Regions from separate parts of the Mus musculus genome. Here all the other regions are linked to region 1. A link is a loop called in an ENCODE intact Hi-C map of the cell type or tissue named here. Cell type or tissue: left cerebral cortex. All regions are shown on one strand.

Region 1 (8,000 bases):
ACTCACCTCTTTGCCTATTTCTTGCCCTGATAATATCCAGCAACTTTTAGGTCTTAATGTCCTGATGTCCTGGTGATCATTTGCCTTGCCATACACAGACCACCCCCCTCCAGAAGGCCTTCTTTGACTGGTAAAGCCATTTTTTCTCATGAGGATGGATTATTATTCTTTCTATGAGTTAGTGTTTTGTCTGCAAGATGATTTAAGTTTCCAGAGCAGAGGTGTCAAGACTCCATCTTGATTTTACTTGACACATGCTAGAGTTTGTCAATCCATTGATAATGTCTTTATCTCATTCATTTTGGATGGAGCAGACTAACCATATAAAGAGGCTGGAAGAGAGGGCTTCATTTGAGGACCTCTCAAAAATACAGGTTGCAGTTGTCTTTCAATGCAATGGGTGATTAGAGCCTAAGAAGATAATCACTTTCCTTCTCCACTGTGTGGATAGAGGGATTGTCCTAGAACAGCACCTTGCTGGAGAAGACAGACATAAAAGACTAGACTGAGGAAACCAAATCAGTCCATATATGAGCAACAGCATCCAAGGAGAACTTGAACCCTAGATGGAAAAAAAAAAAAAGGAAAGCAGAAGTTACTCTTGAAAACCAACCAGCCAAACAAATTTGATTTCTAAAAGTCTCTCTGGACAGACATAGGAAAATAAGCCCAAATCAGAATCCCAGGAGATCAAGGCAGATGGAACAGACAGGTTATGAAAGATGAGCTGAGATCAGAGCTCAGTGGTTTTAGATGATATGAACTGTGGCTGTGTTCAGCATGAAAAACCCCTAAGCCAGTGGTTCTCAACCTTCCTAATGCTGGAACTCTTTAATTCAGTTCCTTATATTATGGTAGCCCTCAGCCATAAATTATTTTGTTGCTACTTCATAACTATAATTTATGAATATCTGATATGCAGGATATCTGATAAGTGACCACCAAGGGGACATGACCCACAGGCTAAGAACTTCTGCAAGCAAACACACTGGTTTTCAGGAAGCTTAGACCAACTAGAAAGAGCAAGAAAGTAAGAGAATGGGACATGCTGATGAAATCTTATGTGCAGATATTAACTTAGTATTCCACCACTATAAAGATCCCTCTCATGGGCCCAAGACAAGACTTAAGAAGTGCTAGCTGCCACCACATCCATGCACAGATTAAGTCACCTTAGGTCTAGAGATCATCTGGAATATCAGAAACACTGGGAAAAGGGACTTCAGATTGGAAGGAGCAAGAGGAAGGGCAAATATGGTACTGACAACTGCCATGAAGAGCAGACTTCCTTTGTATTTTGCAGTTATAATTCTGTGAAGGTTAGATCCTATGACCTTCAATGTAATTGTAACATGGTGGCCATGACTGTGGAAGGGAGTCAGGGTAGGAGAATGTGGCTCAGCTGATTTCTATATTGAAAATAAAAGACTTGCAGAAAAAAAAAGTCTCCGCTAACAAGTTATGGTGTGTCCAGGTGTCACATAAAAGTCAACCTTGATTTATGTGCTCTGTCCAAGAATAAAGGAGACTCTAGGTTACAAACTGTGTCTGGAACTCATTGTCTGGCCATTATCAGAACAAATCCCATTCCCAGATAATGGACATCTGTTAAATCTTCCACTGTTAATAGAAAATGTTGCCTATGGGACAGAAGCTTTTATGACAGTACTGTCTCTTCTGTTAGAAAAAGTGTTCTAAATCTTATTTTATCCAAGGGACCATGTTTGCATCTGTTTTTCTTATGGGGGAAAGATAATGGGCCTCCAAAGAGTCCTATGTGTTAGAGATGTCATGGCACAATGAAGGGAATTCTGCTCTAATGCTTTTGTCCAGCCATAGAAACAGGTGCTCTAAACTCCTTGATGTCCTCACTCCTAGCCCTGCACACCGAGACTTATGGGGATAGAAATCCTGTCTCCATCAAACTGGCTCCATTGTAATTTACATTATAATCACACTAACCTCTTAACATATCCTGAACATTCCACATGCTTACATCTCCCCTTGCTTTGTTATACAGTTTCCTATGCCCCAAACTCACCCCCAGGTCACAAAGTACCTTAATTGGTGATGGCAAACCCATCTCTTCTGAAAATCTCTCAGTGATATGCTTTTTGCATTTCAACTTAAGAATGTGATCTTCTCTAAAGAAATTCACTGAGAAGTAAAAACTTTCTATGCCAAATATTCATTTAGTGTGTGTGTCTGTGAGTGTCTGTGTGTGTCTGTGTGTGTGCCAGAGGTCGAGCTTAGGGATTTTTTTCCTCAGGTCCTACCCACCTTGATTTTTGAGACAGTCTCAAATTGGCTTGGAGGTCACAGAAAAGTGTAAGCTACAAGCTGCAGGCCAGGGACTCCCAAGAACCTATCTTCCTACTGTCTTAGCATTGGACTTACTGTCATATTCAACTTTTCTACAAGGGTTCTTAGGATCAAATGTGGGTCTTCCTGCTTACACGGCAAGCATTTACCAACTGAATTATCTCCCCAGGACCATTAGCTAGAACCTTAAATTCACAAATTTAATGTGAAACTTACATAGACTTTTTAATCAGCCAGTGCACCTTATCTTGGATCAATAGCTCTGCTTGGGCTCTGCCCTAGTCTATCTCATGATCTAATGGAGAAAGCTAAGGCAGGATCAGACTTTTATTCCTACCTCCATACTTAAATTCTGCAAAAGCCAAATAGATACATTACACAGCCAGTCCATGTGCTCCTAAGATGCTACTTTTAAATCTAGAACTGCCCCCACCCTGCTCTCCATCCTGTCTTAGACATCAGCTGTCACTCTCCTCCTTCTTCTCATGTAAGGACTTCAAACAACCTTTTCAGGTTGGCTATATCCTGAGTTCAAATTCAGGCTCTTTCATAAGGCAGCTAAGCGATCTCTACCAAGAGATTTAACTTCTTCAAGCTTAAAAACCTCTTATTTTTAAAAAATCCAATTGACCACAGTGCCAGTCTGGGGTTGGGGGAAAGGCTGTTGCATGAAAGAAGTGAGGCAATGAATTAGAAGTTCTTAGGGGTGTGTGTCATGTTAAGTAACTACTTGAATGTGGTCCCAGGATAGCTGTGAAATGACACAATGAGAGTGATGTCTTTTGATCAAGGAAGCAGTAGAAACATTAATTTTGAAGCATTTAAAAAGCGCGGCTCCCTGAATACACATCTGTTAAGTTGCAGGGGCTCCAAGGGAAACTGTAGCAAACACCTTAAAGAGATAGTTTACAGGCACCTAGAGAACAACCCGGTAATCCCAATGACCTGAACAGTGACAGATATATGTCATGAGCTTTAGCAACTTCATTGGCCGGAAGACAAGAGGTATGTATTAATGATTAATTACAGTAGCAATGAGACTTCATATTTCACTCCAATGTGCAGGGTACTATTCATGTGGATAATGTACATTGGATGGTTCAGGAAATAAAAACCAAAGCACTCTGGGTAGACACTGTCACTATAAAGGTGAAGAGAGACACAGAAGGCTGAAATGTTTTTCCTGGGACCACCATGAAAAGTCTAAGCTGTAGAGTTGACTTGATAAATTCTGATCTATGCACAGCACCATGTGCTCTTATCCCTTTCTCATCACAGACACTGCTGATTAACATGGTCACAGAACAGACACAAAGCCTCAACATTCTTTTCAAGATAGACATGAAGATGTTCCAGACTTATCTTTTGGCATTACCACAGCAGAGAAGACCTCTTTTCTATTTGTATCACTACAATATAGCCAAATGGCCATAAGATAATAATGGGATGTGATATTCTTATGAATTAGGTAGATAAGAAGCCTCAATATAAATCTGTTAAAAACTTCACACTTATCAGCAGTGAGTCAAATCTCCATCTGGAGATTGTCCATCTGAGTTGTCTCACGTGATCTGTATTTTAGCTGATGGTGAGCAACAAAGTTGACCATGAGCTTGCACCAAGAGCCAAATAACAATTCTAAAACATACAACTCCATCCAACATTTGATCCTAGTTGAAAGCCTTACAAAGCTACACATCCCAGGAGTCTTTAGGGTCCAACTCTCAGGCTTTAGGCCTACCCTGACTGCATGTATTTTGTGGGACCTGTATCATATCCTGGGGGCAGCCATGGAGAGAGGCATGAGAAGCAGCAAAGCTACTGATGGAACAGATGGATAAAAGAAGACATTGAATCTCACCAATGAATTCCTGCAGCATGCTATAAATAAGAAGTTGTATCTACTCTTTGGATATATAAAGTTACCTACAGATAAACTGGAGTCTCAAGAGAAGTAGGCATTGTCCAGTGGGCCCCTCTCTGCTTCCCCATGAGAGTAGAATTGGGAGAAGAACATCCAGAGTGATAGCCCTTGTGTGGTTTAAAAAACTAAGCTTATATCCACAGCTTCATGCACATATGACTAAAATAAGGAAGAATTTCAGCATGGCTAGTGAGTGTATCTGAGAGGCAGTGAAGTCTTTCATTTGGAAGAACTCCATGTTGCAAAGAGAACAAAACAGTCCAACTTACCACCTTCCATCCCAGCAATGCAGTAGCAATGATACCAATCTGTTTGTTGATGTCTCTTCTAAGGGAGGGAATAAGTCTCTACAGAGACCCTGGGTGAATAATGCATACATCTTCAAACAAAATCAACCTTCAGCTGTACCAGTGTAGAGAAACAGCGAGAATCCAAAGTATCTGATAAGGCAAGGCAAGTTCTACCTCTCTTTGGAAATGTTTCAGTGGCAAACAGGAGATGCAGTTGCACACGCTAGGAACAAAATTCATGAATCATATACACTCCATTTATTTCTATAGACACAAGCTTGAGCGCAGGTGCACACATCCACACTTACCTACACCCACACAAGTTGGTTGAGTCCCAATTCAAAGTAAGTGAGATTTCTCAGGGGGAGCTGCATTCCTTGTTACTGCCAGTGAGAAACAGGAGTAAAAAATGCCTGTTGCTGATGCTGAAAAGTACTTTCAAGCAGATGCTCAGAAAAAAATATCTTTACCTTCCCCCCTAAAGCTCTGAGAACATGTTGTCTTAGAATTTGCTCAAATTCAGCAGTAGGCAGTATCCTGTACCAGAGTATCTTGTACAACACATTACACCTGAGGACTTGGTTTCCAGCACACATAGTTACTATAAGAAATATATGTTATATAAACATATATCACATGCTTATTATATATGCTTAAATGTAAATAGACATATACTACTATAAGAAAATGGATTTTTGTCAGGCAGGTGCAACATATATGAATCCATATATTTCCATACATACCTCTGTATCTCACCTTAGCAAACAACCTACAGGATAAATGATTTATCAGAACTCAAAGAGCTCATTAGGAGCTCTGCCAGAAAACAAGCCAATCTCTCCATGTTCTTCCCAGTACTTTGTCTACTTGCTTATGCTGGTAAATATGTACTCATTTAAAATGGCCACAACCTCAATTCTGTCCCACGCACCTGCCTCTCTTTCATGAGGTAGTGACATTGCAAACATGTGTTGCTGCATCCCAGGAGGGCAGATGAGAAATGAGCATGTGTTAAATTTGCCATAAGACAGACAAGGAGAAAGCTGGGATCCTGGTTCACTTGGATGTGACCCATCTTTAATCTGGTACTGTATAGTGTTAAGAAGTATCTACATTCCCAGATCAGGAGAACTTGTTACCCTTCTATCCTAAGAGGCTTCTGGAGGCACTGAAGAATGACTCGCACTGATATCCAGTTTATATGTCACATAAAAATATAAGTATGAAGAGCTCATATTTGATGCCTATTGAATAGAGGCAGAAGATCAGAGTGAACTACATAAAGAAGAAAAGACAGAGAAAATGTTATATGTGTGTGTATATATATATACATACACACATATGTATATATGTATGTATGTATATGTGAATGTATGTGTATATATATACACACACACATATTGCTAAGCTTAGGGTACATAGATATAATGTTCTTCTTCCCTTTATTGTCCCTAACTGTGTCCAGTCCACAAATGCCTCACTGGCAGTGTGACCACCAGAACCATGTGATATTCCTAGGCTAAAAGAGACAAGCCAGTGGACAAAAGCCCTTCACAGAAAATACAACTCCACATGTACCACTTGGAACAAGCTGTAGGTTCAGTTTCTGAAAGTGTGCGTACTCATGAATGAAGGCTGCCAGGGTTATGGGAGACCAGAGGTACAAAGAACAGTCAATGGTTTGAAGAGGAAAATAAAGGCACACAGCAACCATCTGGATATTTATGAATGGCCAGAAGTTACTGCCTGGGAAAGCCTAGTTTTATGCTAGCATTTCTTTATCTGGCCATCCTTGAATTTATACTAATTCATCCAGCTCTTCTAGCTATCTCTCCACTGGTTTCAAACAAGTTCATCATGTTGCACCATGGTTGATCCCTGTCTATGTCAAATACTGAGTACAAACTTATGCCCACATTCGATTGCTCTGAACTGTAGTTACAAACTTGAGAAGGGGTCATGAAATGTTGAAATCCTCAAGAAAACCAAATGAGCATGTGGCAAAGCTATGACTAAGGAGTCCAAGAAGCTTCAGTGCTTCTAAAAATACCTCTCTCCAACAGCCAGCAGTCAAAAGGTTTACCATGAGGACATTAACAATTCATCTAAGACATAACAGGTTTTAACAAGCCTGGAAATGGGACATACTTATTCCAGCAGAGGAAATAGAAGGATGTCATTGGAGCAGAAGGGGGGGGGGCGGTTATGAGCATGGCTAGTCACTCAGACTGCATGCACCTTTAGGTATGTGTTTGAAACTGAGACAAAAATGAATATATAAAGATACATCCAAGTTATAACACTATTTTAGCAAGGGACTATGCCAAAAGACTCCACATAGATGTCTTAGGGAAGTCAGAAGGGGTGAAAGGATGCCTGAGTACAGTCTAGAAGGGAAAATAGGAAGGAGATAAGCATTTTCAGCAAAACAGAGGCAGTAGAATGTCCTACCTACAAGATGCATAAAGATGGAGCAGGGACTGAGAGAACAGCCAACCAATGACTGCCTCAACTTGATATTCCTATCCCATGGGGGAGAAACAACCCCTCACTCTATTAATGATACTCTGCTATGCTTGCAGACAGGAGTCTAACGTAACTGTCTCCTGAGAGGCTTCATCCAGCATCAGATGGAAACAGGTACAGAGACCCACAGCCAAACATCAGGCAGAGTTCAGGGAATCTTGTGGAAAGGTAGGGGATAGAACTAATTGAGCTAGAGGGCCAAGAAGACCTACAGAGTCAACTAACCTGAGCCCAGAGAGATTCACAGAGGCTGAAACACCAACCAAGAGCATGCAGGAGCTGGGCCTAGACTCCATACACATATGAAACAGATGTGCAGCTTGGTTTTCTTGTGGGTCCCCTAACAATTGAAATAGAGTCTGTCTCTGACTCTGTTGCCCTGATACTCATTGGATCCCCTTTCTCTAGCTGGACTGCCTGCTTGGGATGCAACTGGAGAGGATGTGCCTAGTCCTGATGGGACTAAATGTCCCAGGGTGGGTGGTACTCAAGGGGGGCTTCCCCTTCTCTGAGGAGGAGGCTAGTTGGCAGAGGGATTTGTAAAGGCAGGACTGGGAGGAGAGGAGGGAAGGGACTACAATAGAGATATAAAGGGAATAAAAAATACATTTTGAAAAATAAAAACAATATGCTAGTGTGGCCAATGAGTGTCTGGGGTTTCTACAGAGAAACCCAGAAGTTTCCTCTCCCTATTCCCTACTAAATAAAATAAATGGCTTTGCCTCATGTCACAGTTTGCATTTTGAATCTGATTCATGGAGAAAGCATTGGCAGGTAATCTCTATCCATTTCAAGTATTTAACTTTTGGGGCAGAATACTAATGCAAACATGCAAAAGAGGAGAACCATCAACCTTGGCACCAAGAAATCAATCTTTCAACACAAGGAATAAATGAAACTTCCCAACACTTTCAATACTTTTGTATTCTCTGTCTTTC
Region 2 (8,000 bases), 130 kb after region 1:
TTTTTTAATCTCTTAATGCAAATTTTGAAATGTCCCTATTTAAAATGTATTTCCTTAATTTTCTACAATAAGACTGTATTTTTAAATTGTGAAATAAATAAGCTATCTTCAAGGAACTCTAATTTTTCTTGTTCTTGAAAAAGCATGCTCTTACCAGGCAAAGAACCAGATTGCATTTCTGTAACCCTCTCATCTGTGAAAATGTAGGCATGCTATCTCCACAAGCTGCCAGTCTGTAGCTTGAACCCCCATTTCTTATTTTACTTTTAAAGCACCTAGAGCCCCAGTTGATTGACAGCCAACATTATCATCTCACTGTTTTATATGTTTTGTTTGAATCTGCTTCTTTCCACATTTCAGGGCAAGGCCTTGGTGGCAAAGGATGGGCCTTTCCTTCACTTCTGCATGGCTCCCATTCCAACCTACCATGGGATCCAGGAAAGACATCAGAATACACGCACACACAACAGCAGCAATTCTGCATGTTGTGCTTTTGGTATACCTATTCCTGCATCTCTATTTTAGCAAGACCTTAACAAAACCGCAGCTCAGTTTGTGTGGATGAGTAACGACTGAGTTGGTGGTTCTTTGGCCTTAGTTTCTGAAGAAGAAGATGAACTCCTAGCTCAGGCACACTGAGCCTGATCCCAGGAGTCTCCCTGACTTCCTTGTTTGAACAGTGGCAAACACTGGAGCTCTGCAGTCACTCCACAGCCCGGAAGCTTACTTCATGTTCTCCTCATTTTTTCTATCTCTGGGATCCAGGCAAAGATTTGGAAATTTCTATTCAGTGATCTTTAGAGAGGAAAAAAAAAGCTGTAATGGCCTAAGATGAAGATGGCAGGGTCTAAGCTAGGGTAGATGAGGCTGTACTCCTTACGATAGAGAACTGAAGGGAATAAGTTAGGTAGGTGACATGGTAAAGAAAGCAAGCTAGCTCCATTATGGAAGAGTAAAGAACAGCAGCAGGAACAGTTGAGAGCTCACATTTCAACCCACAATGAAGCAGATAGCACACTGAGAATGGCATGAGTCTTTTGAAACCTCAAAGCCTACCCCCAATGACATGCCTCTGTCAATAAGACCACACCTCCTAATCCTTCCCAAATGGTTCACCAACTAGGAAACCTGTAGTCATGTTAATTACCTTGTGGGACCATTCTCATCCAAACTACCACAAAAAGGGGTGGGGGTTGTATTAAAGCTATAGGTATAAGGAGTGGGAGTAGGAGGCACTAAATGAATGACTCTGACACTGAAGAGCTTACAACAGTAAGGATCTTACAGAATAGAGACTGGGGAAAGAGAGCAAGGGAGATTTAAGAGACAAAAGGTGAGAGAAATCATATCTGCTTCATACCTAGTCTTGTGATGATGTATCATTATACCAATAATCATCCAAACTGGAAACCTGTAATTATTCCATGTGTCTCCAGATAAATTTAATGCAAAAAAGTCAAACAACCAAATATCATATAGCAGGTAAAGGAAAACTCACAAGGCTCATGATACCTACAAGAAACTTACAAGACCCAGACCTCACTAAACTTATAAAAGTCAGGAAGTTCATCCCTGGGGATAAATAAGCACTAAACAACTTAAAGAATCTTGTTTAGTATAGCTACTTGAAAACTGGTCAAGGAACTGCAGTGATATGCCTTGCATGTATGTTGGGTGAGCTTTTTGTATAGGAAAAGAGCTGCCCAAGTCACCCATGCTTTGTAAGAAAACTCAGTTTATAACATCAAAAAATTCTTTGGTTCACTTAGCTGAACTTGATGGAATCATTTCTTTATATGTCTTTGTCCTCCATCTCTGGTGAATAAATATAGTCCTCAGTGCCAAGTGACAGAGACTCAGATCACTTGGCAAGGCAGGAAACTACTATAACTCTAGAGCTGAAGAGACAGAAGACGTAAGCAAGGATACCAGAACCTTAAAGGTAAGGGCCATACAACTGGTCAAGAACATTAGATTTCCCTTTTACATAATATAGTCAAAAGAGTCAGAATGTTAGGTCACAGGTACAGGGAGGAAAGATCACTGAAGTCACCTAGAACAAAGGAAGGAAGGAGAACAAGACAATGGCTTCCTACCATCCTCTAGTCTTTCAGCAGGTCCACATCTTGATTCTGGTGAGCTAGATGCAAACTGGCCAGACATCTGGAGGATGTAGTTGTCTACCACACAACAGAGCATCAGGGTGTTATGCATAGATCTAAAGAAACCAGGCAAGCCAGGCAGTGGTGGCGCATGCTTTTAATCCGAGCACTTGGGAGACAAGGGCAGGTGGATTTCTGAGTTCAAGGCCAGCCTGGTGTACAGAGTGAGTTCTACGACAGCTATGGCTATACAGGGAGACCCTGTCTTGAAAAACCAAAAAAAAAAGAAAAAACAGAAAAAGAAGAGAGAGAGAGAGAGAGAGAGAGAGAGAGAGAGAGAGAGAGAGAGAGAGAGAGAGAGAGAGAAAGAGAGAGAAACCAGGCAAATGACATAATCCTTTATCATACTGTTTCTCCTCTGGGACACCATCATCTAAGACCCAAGTCATCTCAGAAAGATGAAATATTTTATATATATAGAAGTAGAATCTGATGGTACAATGCTTCATAGGGTACCCACTCTCCCAATATATCAGACATCCTTTGCATAAGGTTGCTGTCTAATCCTGAGTCCATAGAAATGCCAGAAAGGAGCAATGGGCTTCCAGGTGTGTGAATGTGTCTCTGTGGATTCCTAATTGCTCTCTTTTCCCACTGCTCAATGCCTGATATGAGGTATGTCAGGGCCATCCATACCCTCATGTACATCACTTCATCTTGAACAAAAAAAATCAAACTTATTACTTTACCTATTGATGCCCTCCCACACTCTGCAATGGATTTCAGTCTTTTATATATAAATGCATGCTATGCCACAGGACAAATGTAATCACTGAAAGAGAGTAAGGAAAAAGACCAGCAAGCCCAGGCAAGGAAGAAAATGAAGTCTACCCCACTCATCCTGTGATTCCCAGAGAGAGGTATAACATGTACATCCTGTAGACGATAGGCCCTACAAAGAGTGGCCAGGGACACCCCTGGTTCTGACGGGCAGTTTTCCACCTTTGCACACATCACTACAGGTCAAGTATTCTGGTGGCCACAACTCCACAACCCAGTGATTGGGCAACCATTCATACAGACTACCAAATAAGCAAAAGTAATACTTTGTTCTGAACAGTCTCAAGTGAGAGTTGGCCCTGAGCACTTCTGCTGAAGGAAAGTAAGTAGTTAGAGACCCTCTCAAGATGGCTCTGAGACTGCGTGCCTGGGAATGTGGCTGCCCAGCAATGTGCACTGGACCAGATCCTGTAACTCAAGGGCATGAGCAAAATATTATAGACCCCCTCTCCTCCCCAGGACTGGAAACTGAAGTTCTGATGAGAAAGCTGGTCTCAGTTGTATACAGTATACCAGGAAGTCTCTGCTAGCTTTGGGTCTTTAACTACCATCACATCCTGTCTCTGGAACCCTCTCTAACTTCATAACCCCTCAGAACTCTACATGTTCCAAGATCCCTCATTGAATTGCATCATCCACGCCTTTGTCTAACCATGCAGTGGACAGGTCAGATGCCAGGGCTCCATCAGGAATGAAGAAATGAGCCCTGCTCTCTCACAGAGCTTGCTCTCTGGTGAGCCAATCAAGCTTTTCAAATTAAAAAAAGAAAAAAAAAAAGAACAACATAGGAAAGAAATCACAGCAAAAAGGAGAAGATAAAGATTGCATGAACTCTTCCTGAGGCATGTTCAGGTTAAAGATGGAGCCAAATTGAGTTTAGAATGAAAAGCTTAATTTTAAAAGTTATTGAGGATGTGAGTGTTCAAGGACTTCTCTTCCCTGTGGTTGGGCTCTAGAATGGAGTGGGAAGCAGGGCAATGAACCCAGGGTCCTACACAGGGAGCAAGTGAGGCCTCTTGTCCCAAGCTCAAAGAATCCGGTGTAGCAAAACCAAGGCTGGAGAGATGGGCAGTCCTGGACTGTCCTGCCCAGGGGGGACATCTCCTGTAGTCACCTCCCCATCCCCCAGCCTCAGCTCCTGCACTGTGCTCCTGCACAGAGTTATCACTTAATACTTCAATCTGTCATCTTGTTAGCTTCTCTATCAAAACTCAGATCATCTTGAGGACAAAGCTGTTGTTCAAATAGACAACCTTCATTGAAATGTATGCTCCAACTAGGCTGCTAAACCCACGAGGAGGAAGAATGGTGGATTATGAGATAGACATGAGGTTAAGTTCAGGAAATGATATCCTAGCCTGAATAGCTCCTGAGGCAAAAAGCATTCACCAACAAAAATAAATTACGTATTTATTTAATTAAGACCTTCAGCATTTCAAGGAATCCTATTACTGGTGAATGACAATCAGCATTGGCTCAGGGTCTTTGTCATGCAAATGTTGCATTTATGCATCAGCTTTAACCTGTCAGCCATTCACCTTATTGTTTGGAGTGCTTTCTTTCCACTTGCTTCATGGTTATTGCTTTGAACCTGGAAACAGGAAAAAAGGAGAGTCCCTTTCCAAGTGGGACAACCCTTTAGTAGACCTTCTGTGTTGCCATTTCAAAACCAATACTTCAACAGTAAACCAGAACAAAAACTCCTTCAGAGAATAGGATGTGAAGAACAATGCTTACCCCATTCTCCTTGACACCCAGGGCCAGCAGATGTCGCTAACAAGACAGTCATCATGCAGAGCCAAAGGGATGGAGGCCTCTCTGCCAAGCCCAATTCTCATTTCTAAGGCACTCAGATTGTGCAAAAGGGGGACATAAAAAAAGACACATTCTTGTTCCCACTAAGTACAGAATAGAGCCAGGAACACAATTAAGACGGGCACACGCGTGCGTATACACACCACACACACACACACACACACACACACACACACACACACACACACACACATACACACACACACCCAGAGGGAACAAAATATATGAACCCATTATCTCATGAGAGGCTGCTTACAACAGCAAGGCAGAAAGCAAAGGCTCTGACGTCAGTGATCAAGGCTCAAGTACTAGAGCGTTTACTTATAAACTCACCAAAGATTTCCTAGCTGTTTCCTCGACTGCATTAAGATATGCACCTCACAGAGTTCACATGGGTTTGGCACGAGTTGGTGCATGGAAGAATCCAGAACATGCTGGTCTATAGTCCAATGCTCTTCGTGTTAGCTGTGAGGTAGGTTATATGTAACTTAACAAAGAGCAACTGTCTTCAGACTCATATACCCTGACAGCATGCTTTAGCCCTTGGGTCTCGCCAGTCTTCCCAGAACTCTCTTTATAGGTACTCATCCTCTCATAGGGAATATTCCAGGTTGACTCTCCAGTAAATGAATGTCTCTCTCCACCGGTCCTTTCTTGAGGCATAAAGACCATTCCAGATAAGACCAAGGTCGGGTACAATAAATAAATCAAGAAGGAAATTCAAGCCATTCATCAGGGACAGCCATACTTAAGGTACTGCATTAGGAGTAGGATCCAGGCAAGTCCACAAGAAACCTGGCAGATTCTGCTCTGTGCGCTGGAGCCCCGAGCTTCCAGACAATAGGGGGTGCCATCCTTTATTTTCAGGCATCCAGGGAGCCAAGCCATGTATGGATGCCCTCACAGGATCTGGTTAGTTTTCTCAGTAAGGCCCAGCCCTTGAGATATCTCTCCTAACCATCTGAAGAAACATCCAGACGATCTCAACCTCCAGTCAGGTTCATAGACATCACAGAGCAGAGGCAAACTATTGCCACCAAGCCACCTCTCAGTCCTTGGGTCGCAGGACCTAAGATCATAAGAAAGCTGTTGCTGCCCGACTGTCTACGGATTGTCAACAGATAACCACAGCACCGGCCTCTAAGTTTTATAACCTTGAGCTTACTTTATAGCAGCCTCTTCGGCTGAGATTTATTGTGCCCATTTTCGGAGGTGAGAACACGAGTCTGATGCAGTTCTACAACAGCTTCTAAGGAACGTCATCAAGATCCAGAGACAGTACATACGCCGTGCATCAGTCACCCGGAATTAAGAGAACGCTTCTGATAATCAGATGATGGACTCAGTTCCAGCAATTCCTTATTTGCACATATTTTATGTGCTGATAACACCCATCACTGAAAATAAAGTCATTTGTCTGTCAAAAAAAAAAAAAAAGCTAAATCCCCGTGAGCTAGCCACGATACTAGGCTAAGCTGATGGGCTAATTCACATCAAACTGCGCCTGTGACAATGGATCCGTGTATCTAGTCTTTCAGAGAAAGGGCAGGATTTTTATCAGTGAGGATTTCAGTGCCTTGTCTGGAATATTTGAACGGCCATAGTGATTCAGACCTGTGAGCCCTGGAGGCTCTGTGGAGAAGAGGGATTTCAGGTTTGTGGGCTGCTTCATACTGGCCGGGGACATGCTGGTGATAAAGCTAACTGCTTCACAAATTTACTTATAGGTGATCTGAGAAAATACTGAAAATAGACACTCAAGAAATTTGGCTGTGATCAGGGGTGCCAGATGCCCCCCCCCCAGACACTTGCATCACGTGGGCTGCAGGCATCAGGCCTAGCTCAACTCTTTTCATAGCCAGAGGAGGCCTTCATAGCACAGACATGGCTCAAGGACCTGGGGAAGCGCTGTCCTCAAGGAGCCTTCCAAAGCCTGGGTATAGAGAAATACTTTCTACTTCCTCCGAGCCCCGTGTCCATCAGCACTGCACAGTGCTTTTGTTCCAGCAAAGTCTTCCAGGCCCAGATGGTATGAAGGCGGGTTCTAAGTCCTGCACATGAGCACTGAGAGTTCCCAGAAGTCATATACAGCTCTCCAAATGTCCCACAAAGCCTCATAGCTGCCAAGCAAGTCTGGCCGAATGTCTGAAGGCACTGGGTGTTCCAGTCTTGATAGATCTGCCTCAGGGGATTCACAGAGGTACAGCAAGGACACTTTCTGTAAATGGCTTCTTTGCTCAGCCTCTCTCTGTCTGGGTTCCCTCAAAAGGAGACCCCCCGAGTCTAGGCCCCAGAACAGGTTTTGAGGGATGATCTCAGGGAGGATGGAAAGGGGAGCACAATAGTAATACAGGAAGAGAAGGAAGCCAGTTACCACCACAGGCAGCTGGGATGCTGGACCCTCAGATGTCCTCCACCTGCAGGCAAAAGGGTGGAACACATTGGGTTTTGTGAACTCTTGGCAGCCACTGATAAAACCAGGTCCTGGGAGTATAAGTTTCCTAGACCTTGGGATCTGCCATGACTGCAAGTTTAGGACTCTAGTAGCCAGAGGGAAGCCATAAGCAAAAGGCTGACTCTCTTTGGAGTTGGGCTACAGACACAAACAGAGGAGATGTGACCAGGCACTGACAGGCGCGGTTACAATCACTCTCTGTAGAGTGCTTTCTCCATACATGTGCATCTAACACCACAGAGACATTGCTCTCTCCATATACACATCTTCCATCTCTCTGCCTTTGGCTTCCAGCCACCGGCACCACATTGAGCCTGAAGAAAACCCATTCCACAGAGAAGTCAAGACCAAGGCACAGCGGAACATCCTGAAGCTCACTTCCTCTGTAAGGGGGAGGCTTCAGTTTCCAAGCCACTGCTAGCAAGTTCTCCCTGAGGAAGCACCAGCTCTACTCTCCTAGCTCAGCAGACTGGGGGTGGTGGGAGGGCCAGCCGATCTTCATCCACAGCTGGCTATAAGGGAAATATTAGGCCATTTCTAACCAGACTTGGGATCACCTTGTGGTGTAGGAAGGTCTAGAAACAGTCCAGAGTTACATGAAAAATAGAAAATCCCGGTACTCTATAAAACTACAAGTCCAGGACTTCCTGAATAAGGTCCTGGCCTTAACCATTGCCAAACACTGCCATATTGAAAGCTTAGTGTCTGTTTTGAGCATTTTCTACTTGGAAGTGGCCTGCATATATGCAGAAATGCCAAAGTGATGCTAAAATAACACACCCCAACCA
Region 3 (8,000 bases), 90 kb after region 1:
TTAAAATAGCTGAGTGCCTTACTCACTTCATCCTGTCTCTGCAGAATTACTGTCTGTTGAGTTCTAATAATATATCAGATACTACACTTAGAAAATTACACGTGATCCTTATAATACTCTTGCCAATAGTGAGGAATGTTCTTGTTTTACAAATAGAGAATGGGGACTCAAAAGGTAAATGGGATAGGCAAGGATCCCGATAGATGTTAAAAGGTAGTAGGGATGGAATCAGGTGACAGTGTAGAGGAGCAGGGACTACGTCAGCCCACTGAATCCTTAGGGAAAAAGACAGAAGAGGCATGATGCAGGTAGCCTTAGATTCGAGGAGAGGTCTCTGGTGTCTGCAGAAGCTCTGGGGAATTTGGAAGGGGCTCTGAAGACAGCAGTTTCCTTCCCCATTCACATAAGGGCTGAGGAAAGCTTCCTTCCCAGAGGTGTCTCATACTTCTGGGCATTTTAACAACCAGGCTTTACCTTTTTCATGAGATTATTTTACATTTGTGGGAGGAAAATTATTATCAAATGTGTGACCAAAAGTGGTTTTGTTGCAATTTACTTTCTCATAAAGGATAAAACAAAGTATTTCGCACATGCACACAAAATGTCTAATTTGAATTAAAGCCATGGGTCAGCGTCTTCGTCTGTCATGAATATCACACTCTCATTAACTCCCTGGAATCCATGGAAACCCCACTGAGAAACCACAGAGCTTCAACATGGACTGAACTGAGAGCTGGTTTTTTTTTTTAATCTTTTTCAAAGAATGTGTATGTTATATTGAATAGCAATACATCAACTTTGGCTGGAAAATGGTAATTCTGCTAATATTAGCAGTATTATGAATGACTTGCAATGTTGTTAATTCTTAGGCTACATCAAATATGCAATGTTGATCAGAATAAGCTGTCAACAGTGGAAATTGTTGGGTATCAACATTCTGCGATGTGTGGGCTGGCACCTTTTCACAACTCTGTTGACTGTCTCATATGTGTGGTGGCATTCCATTTACAGTTGATGATGGCGTTAGCCAAAGTCCAGGAGGCATATCCCAGACCAATCCCTGATGCTTCTCTTCCTTCAATCCACACAAACTCTCCCTTCATCAGAACATCACCAGTGCCCGTCAGGACTACACCATCCAACAACTCTTGTCCTATCTCATTAAGAACTGAGAAGTTTTGTCCCCCCAATGGTAGCACTAGCTGTTCAACTGCACGAGTTCCGTTTTACTTGTTCCCACTCATCTAAGAGATGAACACAAACTAGGCTAGCAGCAGGTAAAAGATTTATTGAGGCCAAAGAGAGACAAAGAAAGGCATACAGGGCTCTGTGTGTAAGTTCTAATGCACAAAGGATCTGAGGAGACTTGAGGTCAGGTAGGACTATTTGGGACAGTCTATGATAATATATCCAGAGGATAACTCAGCAGCAAAGTAGTGAGGAGCCAAGATCAACTCTGGGGCTACATCTTGAGAGCAAGAGGAAGCACAAATGGGGAGAGACTGAGAGCAGGGAACATTCAGCATCCATTTGAAGGGTCTCTGGCAAATAGATGGACAAACATCAGTCCGGTATGTGGCTAAGCACTGAGATCAAGCCTAACACTGACAGTGATAACCCATGTACCATGTGACTCTCTCTCCCCAGAGCTGCATACTATGAAATTCCTTCATCTCTAAGACAACATCAGTAATGCCCCATCCCTTTATCACTGGGTTCCCAGGGCTTTCCTTGCTTCCTGGCTATGTTGGTATCCAGTACTAGCCACATTCTCTCTGGCCTATCACAGGCCATGAAGAAAGCAACCTTCTCCCCCACCCCCCACCCCCCCCATGCATATAACTGCATTTGTTTGTGATGCATAAGATTAAGTCCCAACTGAAAGAGACTTATATGAAAGAGAGTTATATGGCTACCACATGGAGAGAATGCCGCAAGCAGGGAGTAAGCACCTTGCTGTATGGCTGTTGCTGTCATCACTGTTGTTATTGCTATTGTTATTGTTGTTTCAGTTTGGTGATGTCAATGCTCCATCCAGGACCTCATGCTTGCCAGGTAAACACTCAATCTTAGAAACAACCCTCATCTCACTTGGAATTTCTATACTTTACTCGGTATCAAGAAGAGCAAATTCACCAGACTGTAAAAGTCCAGGAGCAATGAATAAATGACTACAACAATTCTGTACATCAGAATTCTTTCCCATATTGACTAGAGGGTTAGAAATCAGATCTTTCTGGCCAAAACTTCCTATTTCTTGTTCCCACAACTTCCTCGACCCTTTGCTTCCTGGCTTAGAACTCCACTGTGTTAGAGGATCGTTCCCCAAACCTTCCAAATATCCCCAGAGGATCACCCTCCCTGCCATCCCTGACAGTGGCGAGTTGGTAATTGCTAGAGTTCTCTTGTTGGGACCCAGCTGGTCAGAGGTGGACTGGCACTGGCTTCTTTCTCATCTCATCCCACCAAGGTCTGCATCCTCTGGAGTGATCTCCAGATGGCATTAGTCATCAATGGAAACCGAGATCAGATTAGTAATGTGTTTACATTAAAGAAGTCACCTTCAAAAATCACCACTGTTCACACTATTCATTTGTGCTCGCTCTCTCTCTCTCTCTCTCTCTCTCTCTCTCTCTCTCTCTCTCTCACACACACACACACACACACACATTTTAATTTTGTGAATAAGCAAGAAGAGCCCATATCTATAACTATGACTATATTTTCACTGAATCAGGATCCTTTCTTGTTCCATCTAAGAGGGAATGGAGGGCATTTTCTGGTATGCTGTCTTGTGGCTAGCATATTATAAAAATATGCTTGACATTTGAAAAGTCAAGAAAATCTGATCAGCAATCAAAGAGAAAACACAGAAATAGACCCACAGATGACTCGGTTATTGGAGTTGCCAGATAAATACTCAAATAATTGTGATTGACAGATAATGGAAAATGAAGATGGAGGAAGGCAATAGACAACAGACATTGTAACTTATAAAAAATGTTTCAGAACAAAGAGTCTTATAGCCCAGACTTGCCACTAATTCCTTATGTAGTTTGAACTCCTGGTCCCCCTGCCTCCGCCTTCCCACACACTGTCATTGTAGGTCTGTGATACCATGCCAGGCCAAAACAAAGCATCTGGGTCTAAAAGATGCACTATATCAAGTTAAGAATTAAGCAAGATTATTTAACAGGAAAGCAGACATAGCAAAAGAAAAGTCAGCTCTCTATAAAAGCCATACAGGGAGGAGGGCAAAATGAAGGGATGAAAGAGCAAAGATCAAAGTAGGTATGCAGGACAAAGAAAACTGTGCATACATGTGCTTACAGCCTGTGAGCTCACTGAGGTCTCTCAGAACTCTAAACAGGCTATTGGTCAATATGAAAGCTAGACAGGCAGTCAGAGTTTTGGAGCAGTTCTTCCTGGCTTATGGCCAAAGTAAGAGACGGTACAAACGGAAACACTGGGGAAAGAAGGAAGATAAGGAAGACCAAGAGGATCAAAATGGCTACTAACTAGAACAAGTGCCAGCCCACTGCTAGCCCCAGAGGTCACGTGGTGACAATAGCTCAACTCTGAGAGAGGTTTCTCCAAGTCATTTTCTGATGATGACCAAGAAGGGACACCCTGCAGACTCATGAGGCCCTGCACTTTCTATGAAGTCCCCAGCCTGATCCTCTCTATTTGGGTACCAAGTGTTTCACGGATCGAGATGGAGAAAATGAGCTTATGATTTTAATATTGATTATCTGAATTTTGATTGCGCTAGTTGTTAACTGCTAGGATTTCTCATGTTTACTAGTTTATAGTGAGTATTTAGTGAATTTATATGGTGTAGTAGGCACCCAAGTTAGTATTTCACCTGTATTCATCATTAATCACAGCATCCCGTAGTGAAAGGCATTACGTAAATATCTTCCTTGAGTCACCAGCTAACAAAGGTCTCTGGCAAGCCTCAGTTGAGCCAAAACACCAAGGTTCAGATCCCTCATAAAGAAAGATAGCTCTGCTGTTGGCCATCAGAAGCCCAAAGATGATACACTCCCCGCTGTGAGGCTCAAGAAGATAACTGTAGGAAATGCCTATCATGGAGACAGGCAGCTGTCAAAGCCTGCCACTAATTTACAAAAATCTCTGGAAAAGGAGGAGGAAGAGGAGGGGAGAGGCTGGAGGAAAGAAGAGAGTAAAGAGAGGAGGAGAAGAAGGAGCAGGAAGAGAGGGAGGGAGGAAGGAATATGGGTGAACCTGGGATCTGGAATCAAATATCCCACATATCTAAATCACATAGAGAGTGAAACAGGAACATTTACTTTGACTAATCTCTTCCTGTAGTTAAAAAAAAAAAGTTAAAAGAGTGATATAAGAGTCTTCCTCTAATTAGTGACTTCCCTTGTAGAGTCCCGGATCTTATTGAGGTGTGCCTCAAATGCTATCTTAACCAGTTCCCGTCATCTGTCAAGTCTGAGGCCCTCAAGCCAGCTTCACCATCTCTAGACAAGCAGAAACTCACAGGGCCCATCTGAAGCACCAATACAGCTTTACAGAGCTGGGGCATCCAAGTTCAGGAGACTTCTTCCCATCTCCAGTTTCTCCAAGAGTCAGAAACTTCAGACTTCTCAGCTCACCACTCAGAGGCTGCCCACGTAGCTGATGCCTAGAGACAACACTTTTCCTAAGACAATATGTCTGTCTCCAGACTGGGCAGGCCAGGCAGACAGCCAGACATATGGAGTTATTGAAGGACTCAGAGGACAGACAGACAGACAGACAGACAGACACACACACACACACATGCATGCATTCACACATGTACACTGGCATACACACACATGCAAACATGCATACAGACAAGTGCATATGCATACACACATGCATGCACGCACGCATGCATATATGCACACATATATACATGCACTCATACACATCATAACATCTGGAGAAAGAAGCTAGTCTGACACTCTCACCATCAGAAGTAATCTCATTCTAAACTTTACATCAAGGTCCCCACCCCCAGAAGCCATATGCTTTCCTCATTAAAGTTAAAAATCTTTGTTCATCAAAAGATGATTTGAAGAAAAGGTATAAGCCACTACATGAAAGAATAGCTGAGAAATGACCAAAGAGTTAGTACTGTGTGTATGTATGTGTGTGTGAAACAAAGATATAAACCACACAATAGAAAGCTAGCAATAGAGATGACCAGGCATTTATACACTGGAAGATATGTCAGCTACAACATATGAATACATGCCAGGCCACTGTGGCAACTAAGAAGCTGAAAAGCAACAACCCTGAGGCTTCATGATAAATTCACTCAAACTGAACAACAACAACAACAAAAATAAATAAATAAATAAATAAATAAATAAATAAACTACAGAGTCTGACCATACTCAGTATTTGTGAGATCTCAGTTTACCAGGGATACTTTCCACGCTGCCAGGTAGAGGACAAAATGATAACAAATGCTTGGAGAAATGGTGACACTACCTGATAAGTATGTACTGCTGCCACTGTGAAGACCCATCCACAGCAGAACAGACAAGTGTAGGGTGATCATTTTACACACTGGGGTGTTACACAGCTGCACACAGTAACATCTTAACACTGTCTAGAAACATATCCAGAAGACAACATCTAATAAGACAATGCCTCTAAAGTTTAGTTCAATGAAAAATAAGCAATCTGAGGGGGGGGGGGATAGGTACTATATGTGCTAAGAGCTTTTTGTAAATAAGGGAATACCATAATTATAACCTTCAGCATCAGTCATATCCATGCCACACAGGATGCAGAGGTCTACGTGGCTAGAAGAAAGCTTCACCCTAGTACTCCTGGCTGGAGTTCATGTGTCCATCAGGATTTAGTTAATAAATAACAAAGGGTTCATGATAGGAGCATATCGTTACAAAGAACTCTTATGGACCTGGGTTCATCTAAGTTTTAATAAAATGTCTAAAATACAGGTACAACAATGCCATCTATACCAAGTCCATGTCTACTCTCTGCATGGCTTCAGGCTGAGACTACAGTTAGAGAGTCTCTATCCAGCTTTTAGATTTAAACACAGCAGATGGACGTGCAACCCTCTCAACAATGCAGTCGCTTTCCATGGCCATGACCCTGGCCATAAAACAACCAATATGTTAAAAATAAAACTCCTCCCAGGCTCAACTATAGTCACACTAGACAAAGCACCAGAACCCAGGATGAGCTCTGCACACAGACGCTGGGCTGGGATTCCCAAGTATGCAGACAAGTTAGAGATCCCAGGCAAAGGAAGAAGGGAAGAGTGGGCTGAGGAAATGGGATGCACTGCGAGGCCACCATATGGTTCCTGCTGGAGAGAGAGCCCTGGGCACTCCCTGCTATGTGAGGCTCCCTGTCTGCCCACACTGGTTCTTGAAAGAAAGAGAAGATGAGAACAGACAACAGCGTATTTAAGTTGACGTGTGGGAAATATGCTACGCCGTGAGGTGTGGAGGCTGGGAATGGAAACCAATTTCCCAAAGAAATATCTCTCTTCGTGGATGACGGGGTCATTTGAGGTCCCTCGGGGAAAATTGGATGTTGGGAGCTCAGGAGGAAATGTGATTCCTCTGGTGCCTCCTTGAATGCTCCCAGCAGACAGGCCCTGCCTAACAGATGATGCCAGAGCAAACCAGAAGGCGTAGCCAAAATCAGCATCCTCCAAGCCTCCACTGGCTCCCGAGGCTTGTGTGTAAGCGGGTGCTACATCTCGGATAATCATCCTGCAAATGCCAGGGAGATAAAGGCATCATACCAGGGATGTATGGCTCTTGCTTTTGCTTCAAAACCAACGTGCTTTGAGCCTTAGGCCTGAGTCATTTAAGAGAAACACTGGGATTTTAAAGAGGGTGAGGAAGTGGGAGAAATAGAAGGGGGGGAGATGCTCCTTTTCATCTTAACACTCATATATTTATTGTAAGTGTGTGTTTGTTGGGGAGGGGGTAGCATGCGTTAAGGACACCACATAGCGGTCAGAAGACAACCTGTGGGTTCTCTCATTCTCCCACGTGCATCCCTGGGAACAATTCCTCTTTACTCACTGAGCCATCATGCCAGCCCCCCATTGTCATCCCAGTAGATGCTATTGATTTCTTCATGAGGCTTGCCAGTTCAAGAGGCCGATGTAAGAAACAGAAAATATGAAACAGGAGGGAAGAATACACCTGGGGTTAAATGCTATGTAAGCACCAAGCAGGAGCAGGGGCTGGGCAGGGGCAGCAAAGGGACAAAGGGACACATTCTTCTGAGGGGTTTGCTTACATCCTAGACTCTCACATCAGATGAGAATAATAAATGCATTAATACCGCACACCAAGTGTCTACATTTGGATGAATGAAAAAGGGATTGCCCTCTATGGGGCCAAAGGCTCCAGAGTGAGCACTGAGTCAGAAATTAGATCAGACAAAGGCTTCAAGACTCAGTGTCCTCATCTGTCAAATGGGTGTCATGCCTACCAAGATTTTTATGAGAGGCAAACAATAAAACCCTCTCAGAATAAGGAAAGCTGTAGCTAGACACGGAGCCAGCTCCACAGAAACGGAAGCATGCGAGTGAGCTGCCCTTGCTTATGGATAGATGCATGTCCATCTAGGAAGGCACAGCAACCTATGAGTGAGCTTTGCTCTCCACTCCCAAATCGGGTGGCTATAGAGTGTGTGACCACAGGGACATTGTCCATCTTCACCATGTGAAGATCCCATCACAGGTGTCCTGCAGGTTAAGTCAGAGGAGCACTGCAGCAAGCACCCAGATGGACTAGACTAGGCTGGCCCTAATTCCACAAGTTCACCGTGCAATTCGCAAATCTCCATGTGGGGCACCCTCCTACTCACCACTCCGTCATCATGTACTTTCTCTGATTTCTTTCCACTGCCCAGATGAGGAAACAGAGGTGTCAACTGACCCAAAGCAACATAACTAGTTTATGCTAAATTAAGACTCCATGGGTGACTGTTCACAAAGCCCA

Evidence for each region. Peaks named below come from ENCODE experiments on the same cell type or tissue, not always from the same donor. Only the 100,000 strongest peaks of a DNase experiment are listed, where the experiment ranks them.
Region 2: it touches region 1 in a loop (2.9-fold over the local background); 3 of 42 quality-filtered maps call a loop at or near these places.
Region 3: a loop joins it to region 1, with 10 times the contacts of the local background. A loop is called at or near these places in 2 of 42 quality-filtered maps.

Annotation. Positions count from the first base shown.
Region 1 is chr9:97,878,677-97,886,676 of GRCm38, forward strand. All of the region lies in intron 1 of Clstn2 (calsyntenin 2), which reads right to left. Among named protein-coding and RNA genes, the nearest start is that of 4921534H16Rik, 120 kb to the right of the region's middle. In left cerebral cortex, no CTCF peak of the experiment used is centred here; a DNase peak (open chromatin) is centred at 4,871.
Region 2 is chr9:98,012,062-98,020,061 of GRCm38, forward strand. The region is part of intron 1 of Clstn2 (calsyntenin 2); the gene reads right to left. 4921534H16Rik (RIKEN cDNA 4921534H16 gene) reads left to right here. Exons shown (of 2, transcript NR_110443.1): 2 at 1-114. Among named protein-coding and RNA genes, the nearest start is that of 4921534H16Rik, 13 kb to the left of the region's middle. In left cerebral cortex, a CTCF peak has its summit at 4,700 (motif pointing right); DNase peaks (open chromatin) are centred at 253, 5,955, 6,807, 7,412 and 1 more place; H3K27ac peaks cover 1,719 bases.
Region 3 is chr9:97,968,598-97,976,597 of GRCm38, forward strand. All of the region lies in intron 1 of Clstn2 (calsyntenin 2), which reads right to left. Among named protein-coding and RNA genes, the nearest start is that of 4921534H16Rik, 31 kb to the right of the region's middle. In left cerebral cortex, no CTCF peak of the experiment used is centred here; DNase peaks (open chromatin) are centred at 4,660, 6,396 and 6,602; H3K27ac peaks cover 632 bases.